2 separate regions of the Homo sapiens genome follow, and region 2 is linked to region 1. The links are chromatin loops, found by intact Hi-C in ENCODE. Cell type or tissue: sigmoid colon. All regions are shown on one strand. Links, peaks and the distances in the headings refer to the core of each region. The heading gives the core; the rest is flanking DNA.

Evidence for each region. Peaks named below come from ENCODE experiments on the same cell type or tissue, not always from the same donor. Only the 100,000 strongest peaks of a DNase experiment are listed, where the experiment ranks them.
Region 2: it touches region 1 in a loop (1.9-fold over the local background); 1 of 110 quality-filtered maps calls a loop at or near these places.

What each region holds. Positions count from the first base shown.
Region 1 is chr11:26,931,047-26,933,970 of GRCh38, forward strand. No RefSeq gene overlaps it. Among named protein-coding and RNA genes, the nearest start is that of FIBIN, 62 kb to the right of the region's middle. In sigmoid colon, for the core only: no CTCF peak of the experiment used is centred there; no DNase peak of the experiment used is centred there; H3K27ac peaks cover 443 bases.
Region 2 is chr11:27,010,889-27,013,812 of GRCh38, forward strand. No RefSeq gene overlaps it. Among named protein-coding and RNA genes, the nearest start is that of FIBIN, 18 kb to the left of the region's middle. In sigmoid colon, for the core only: no CTCF peak of the experiment used is centred there; no DNase peak of the experiment used is centred there; H3K27ac peaks cover 190 bases.

The sequences.
Region 1 (2,924 bases), core at 137-2,636:
GAGCTTACTCTCAGAGTCAATAAAATGCAACTGGTCATGCTTACAGTTTAAGCCTACTAGCTCCTTGCAACATACCTGACATATGTGTTTCCACTGTAAACAACTGTGCATGAAAAGAGAAAGAAAGAAAATGACAGTTGTTGACTTTCCACTGGAAAGGATGGGGTAAACTACAACAAAGACATTGTCATTTAGAAGAAGTAAAAAGAGCTCTTGGACTACTTGTGCTAAAGCGTTTCCACTTGGAAATGGCAGCTGCAGGCCAGATGGTCATTTGTGGGCAGATAGAGCTGGGAAACTAAGCATGGCTTGTGATGAGAAAGAGAAGAAAATACAAAAACAAAACTTGCTTTCCTTTGGAAAATATTGCCTCAGCCTGCTGAGGGAATTTACCTCATCAGTAACCACAGTCAAAGTGATTTTGAATATGAAGATGAGCCTCCTACTTCTTATCCTCAAACAACAGCAACAACAACAAAAAACCTGTGGATTCCCTGTAGTGCTCCTATTTCTGGCACTAAGCCAGGTGATGAGTTGTCTTCAATGACAACATAACTCAAAGACAAGATGATATTAGGATTCAAAGGTTTTCATCTATGAAGATTTGGTTTACATAAAGGAAACATTTTTTAGGAGACTTACACTTTTTTTCAAGGCCGCAATTGTTGGCCTTACCTTCATGATGCAGACTCCCTTATTTTAGAGTTCCTTAAGGCCAAGCACCCTGTCTTAGTCACTTTTGTAGGGCTGACACTTGCTATGTGTTCAACAGATGGTGTGTGTGTGTGTGTGTGTGTGTGTTTGTGTGTGTGTGTATTGACGAGAGAGAGAAACAACAAAACAAATGAAGGAGAAGGGAAAGTGGAGAAGAGGGCAAGAAGGGTATGGGACATAGAAGAAGGAGGGAGCAAAGGAATGAAGAAGGCAGAACAGAGCATGAAAACAGAAGCCAGGTAGAAGCACAAACTTTTCAATAGATGGCAACAGGGGAAAGTTTCAGCCTCCTCAGCAGATGATTAAAGAACAAGTGGACAGCTGCAGCTTTCAGAGGCTATCAAGACAGATGACCATTGTATACACATGAGTCCCAGGAACTGTGGAGTACAGGGCTGTAGAACAAGAAGAAAAGTCCTGAATGGGCCTCAGCCTTATACCTGAATTGACTGAAATTACCTGGAAGTGGCTAGATCAAGTGATCTGTGGCTAGAAGAATGGAGAGTCAGGATAGAAAGTCGGTTATAGGAAAAGTAAAGCCAGTTTTCGCATACTTGAAGTTTTAACATAAGCTACATGCTCCACAAAGTGCTTTCCATTTAATTCATTTGGTCAAGTATTTGTTGAGAGCCCAATATGATATCTGAAAAGCCATATTCCTATCATGTGTAAAATTTTCTTGCTTTGACTTTGAAATTAAATTGACCAGGGGCCCTCTCAATGGTGATTAAGATATCACTTTTCTAAAGATAGGATCTTGAAGAGAAAAATCTCTCAAATACTTTCCAGCTATAGGGATAAATATTTCAGAGTTTCTGTGTCTTAATGGTAACATATCAACACAGCATGTTGCAACTACAAAATGTGAAATTGACATTATTATCCGCTTACTAAATGAAGGAGAAAATGGAGAATAGGAAGTTTAATAAGTGACTTTCTAAAGACAGTTATTCTGTGACCCAAACTCCCATTTTTTCTTTAATGTCAAAAGCCCTGCCTTTCTGCTCCACCGTATCTTTCACTCATGGATAGTTTAAGGAGTTAGTTTTACAGGCTCAGAAACTAGATTTTAACAGTTCACTCAGACAATTGGGTTCTGGAAAATGGATTTGCTAACCCCACTCACAAAAAACTAATTTCCACTGGGAGGTGGAGAAGAAATACTTGGTTCCAGAATGAGGGACACATATCTGCTCAGGAAATGCTAGTTATCTGAAAAAAAACTAACTCCTCAGACTACGTTTAGGTTTCCAGACAAAACAAAAATCAGAGGCAGTGCGGCAGTCTGTGTGAACGTGGCCAGTAAGGTTGGAAAATTCTGGTTTTAATTTGAATGAGACTCTTTAACCATAAGATTATTCAGAACTTTTAATATGCTAATGTTACTTCTATAGGAGTAAAGCATTTGTAACTAATATGGTTTGGCTGTGTCCTCACCCAAATCTCATTTTGAACTGTAGTTACTATAATCCCCACATGTTGTAGGAGGGATGCAGTGGGAGGTAGTTGAATCATGGGGGCAATTGTCTCCATGATAGTGAGCTTTCACAAGATCTGATGGGTTTATAAGTGCGAAATTGACATTATCATCCCCGTCTTAGCTCTGAACTTCTCCTTGCTGCTGCAATGTGAAGAAGGACATGTTTACTTCCCCTTCTGCCATGATTGTAAGTTTCTTGAGGTTTCCCCAGCCATGCTGAACTGTGAGTCAATTAAACCTCTTTCCTTTATAAATTATGCAATCTCAGGTATGTCCTTATAGCAGCGTGAGAATGGACTAATACATACATTTCCAAATGCACTCGGCCATAAAAACACCATTTCCACAAACATCTACAAATTCTCATTTTTAGGAAAGAAAAACTTAGAAAAGGAGGTGTTGACTATTTTTAAAGCAGTTATTCCATTAAGCTATAGGATCCTGATAAGTTGCTGTTCTCAAAGCCAAAGGTACAGTGCCTAGAAACTACTGTGCCACTTTCTTGAAGAAAGTGGTGATGTATTGGTATATTTTTATACCTTGATTCTATTTTATATACCATACCAGCTGTTCTTTTAATTTAATGGCCTTTTGTGGACAATATAACCCAGCTAAATGGCTTACCATTTTGTTTACTTCAATTGCAATCTCTTCATGTTGATGTTAATAATTGTAATAATAAAAATGGTAAAAAAAAATGAGAGATTCTATTTCTTGAATGTTTATTATT
Region 2 (2,924 bases), core at 167-2,666, 80 kb after region 1:
TGACATTATCACCTTAAACTTTCTGTGGTGGCAGGGTGAAACTTTTTTTTCCAAATATTTTTAGAGCAACTTGCTGACAATCCAGTTGCTAACTACTTATTAATTTAGTAAGTAAGGAATCTCCTGAATTATAAGAACATTAATTTTAGTAAAACTGATCGACAAAAGAAGATGTGAAGTCTACTCTATTCCTCTGCTAGAAATCTAGATTAAAGGAAAAATATCTTCTTTCTTTTGTACCTACCTATTTGTAGCTTAAGTTCTATCTGCGTTTAAATTTGATATTTAATTAAAGCTTAGTTTTGGCTCTCTTAATAGAAAGACAGATAAATTGTTGGCATGAAAGAAATGAAAATTCATGGTTATAAATCTCTGAGATGAGTTTTAACACAAAAATACTACCAGTTAGTATACAGAAAGATAATAAAATTCAGGTCAACAAGTAACACAGACTCTGGATTAATTCAGACGTTTGTTTGAATCTTTGATTCAATACTCCAAATATTGGAAAACTTATTTAATAATTTATCTTTAAAGATAGGTTCTTTCTATCTTTAAATAAAGAAATATTTATCGAACATTCTTTGCTAGGTTCGGAAACTATAGCAGATGGCAAGACAGAAAGCAATTGTTTTCATGGAGTTTAAAATTTAGGGAAAAAGATACCTAGAAAGTAAATTATAAGTCAGCTGAGAGTCCCCTTAAAAGATTTTGATTTAGCAAAGTTCCCTTATAAAGTAGTTGAGATAATTTTGTGATATAAGGCATATAAAGTCCCTGGAACTATGCTTGGCACATCATACTTTCAACAATGTGGAATTTCCCAGCCTCTTGGCATTGAAGCAGACAGAAAGTGGACATCCCAGATGTTCCAGATCTGAAAGATTGATAAGTGAAAAAAAACCATATCTGTCTATTCCCCTTTATAATTCTAATGCTTAGGTTGAGTTAGTGAATGAGTGAATTGATCCCTCTTAAAGCTTAAAAACAAGATAAACGATCTAAGCGTGCAGCTTTGTAGCACTGCCTTCTCTTTAAGGCCCAGAAGAGTGCCTCACTCACCTTTCACAGTCCCATGGTGATCAGCACAATGCCTAAGAAACTCTAGAAAGTGCAGACCAATGGGAAAACCCTGGACTTGTGGGAGAAAGAGTTCTCTCTCTACCACTTCTCGCCTGTAAATCCCATAATCTCTAAGTGCCAGCATTTCCACTTGTCAAGTCGGTTCTGAAATCCTTGCTTCCCTCACAAAATAGTCAAATGAGATAATATAAGTGGAAATGTTCTCAAAACTGTAAGACACAACACAAGTATAAAGGAGTAGTATTATTAAGACACTTTCATGCTTTAACCCTCTGTAGTCTGCTTTCATCTGACCATCTCTTCACTGGGACTCTTTTCTCAGAAGTTGCTTACTGAAGTCATTTGAGACAAAGCAAGAAACAAAGTAGTTTTGTTGCCGGGGAAGATCAGCTAGCTGGCTGCCAAGAGGCCATTTACTTCTGTGAGCTCAATAAATGCAGGCTGTGACCCTCAGTCTGGCAGCTGCAGAAACAGCCTTAGCAGTTTTACAGAGTTGATTATATTCAGGATGATGACTCATACTGATTTGGGTATATGAACCAGGGTATGTGTTAGAAAAAGGAAATAGAACTGTTAAACCATCTTTTTCTGTTGCATATTTCCTGCAGAAAAGCTACATGAAAGCCAATTTATCAGAAGATACCTTGGTGGGCAAAGAATTGGTTCTCTTGTAGTTAACACGGGTGATTGGAATGTTTAATGACATCGGTGTGTCTGCTTCCGTGATAAGGATGTGTCTCCCTGAGAAAAATGGCTGTTTACATCATCTTATCAGGGCACTCTCTTCTCTGGCTTATGTGTCTCTGCTTCTCCTTTGCTGGCCAGCATCTCTTCTTAAGGATGCATTCTTTCTTTAGATAAAGTAATGCCTTCAATCAGGTTCCAGTTCAGTCTTACTGGCCTGGAGGACATTCAGTCCCTTTTATGTATATTTGCCTATTTCTCAGTTACCAAACCCAAAGTGTTCAGTTTACAGTTTAACTCTCATGTGGTCATTTTACTTCCTTATTTCCTGTATTCTTAGGGGGTGCTTCATTATTGCTCCATTTGTCACCAACAATAATGAACTTCTAATTTATCTCCAAATTCTATATCCCCTTCTTGGTCTTCATTCTCCTGCATGTCTGTTCAGCATGACAACATTGATCTTGCCTACAGTAAGCAATGTCTAGAATCCTTTCTATCTTCAATAGTCCCCCTATTTCCTTTTGGAGAATTGCCTTCTCCCATTGTGTTCAACCTTGGTTGAAGGGTAGTTCCTGGCTTGTGAATGCCCATCTCTAACTTGGGAAGGCTAGGAGACCAAATTCTGGCTCTGCCAGGACAGGCATGTAACTAGAAATCAGATTCTTCTGGAACTTTGAGTGGCAGTCATTCTTATGACAGAAGAAGATTAAGTAGCAATAGTGGCAATTTTACCAGCATATAGAATGTGGACTCCTGCTAGAAATATTTTCTGAATGGTCCCAGTTTCATGCACTTTGGGCCTCCAGCTTGGAGTGTGTGTGTGTGTGTAATATAGATACACGGATGATGAAGAGAAGAGAAGAGAAAGAAGAGAAGACAAGAGAAGAAGAAAGAAAGAGAGAGAAAGAAGAAAGAAGAAAGAAAGAAAGAAAGAAGAAAGAAAGAAGAAAGAAAGAAAGAAAGAAAGAAGAAAGAAGAAAGAAAGAAAGAAAGAAAGAAAGAAAGAAAGAAAGAAAGAAAGAAAGAAGAAAGAAAGAAGAAAGAAAGAAAGAGAGAAAGAAAGCAGGCAAGCAGACACAGACAGACAAACAGATAAATTAACAGACGGATTCGTTTTTCATTCCTCTCATTCCTAAAACTCGTCTCTGTACTGC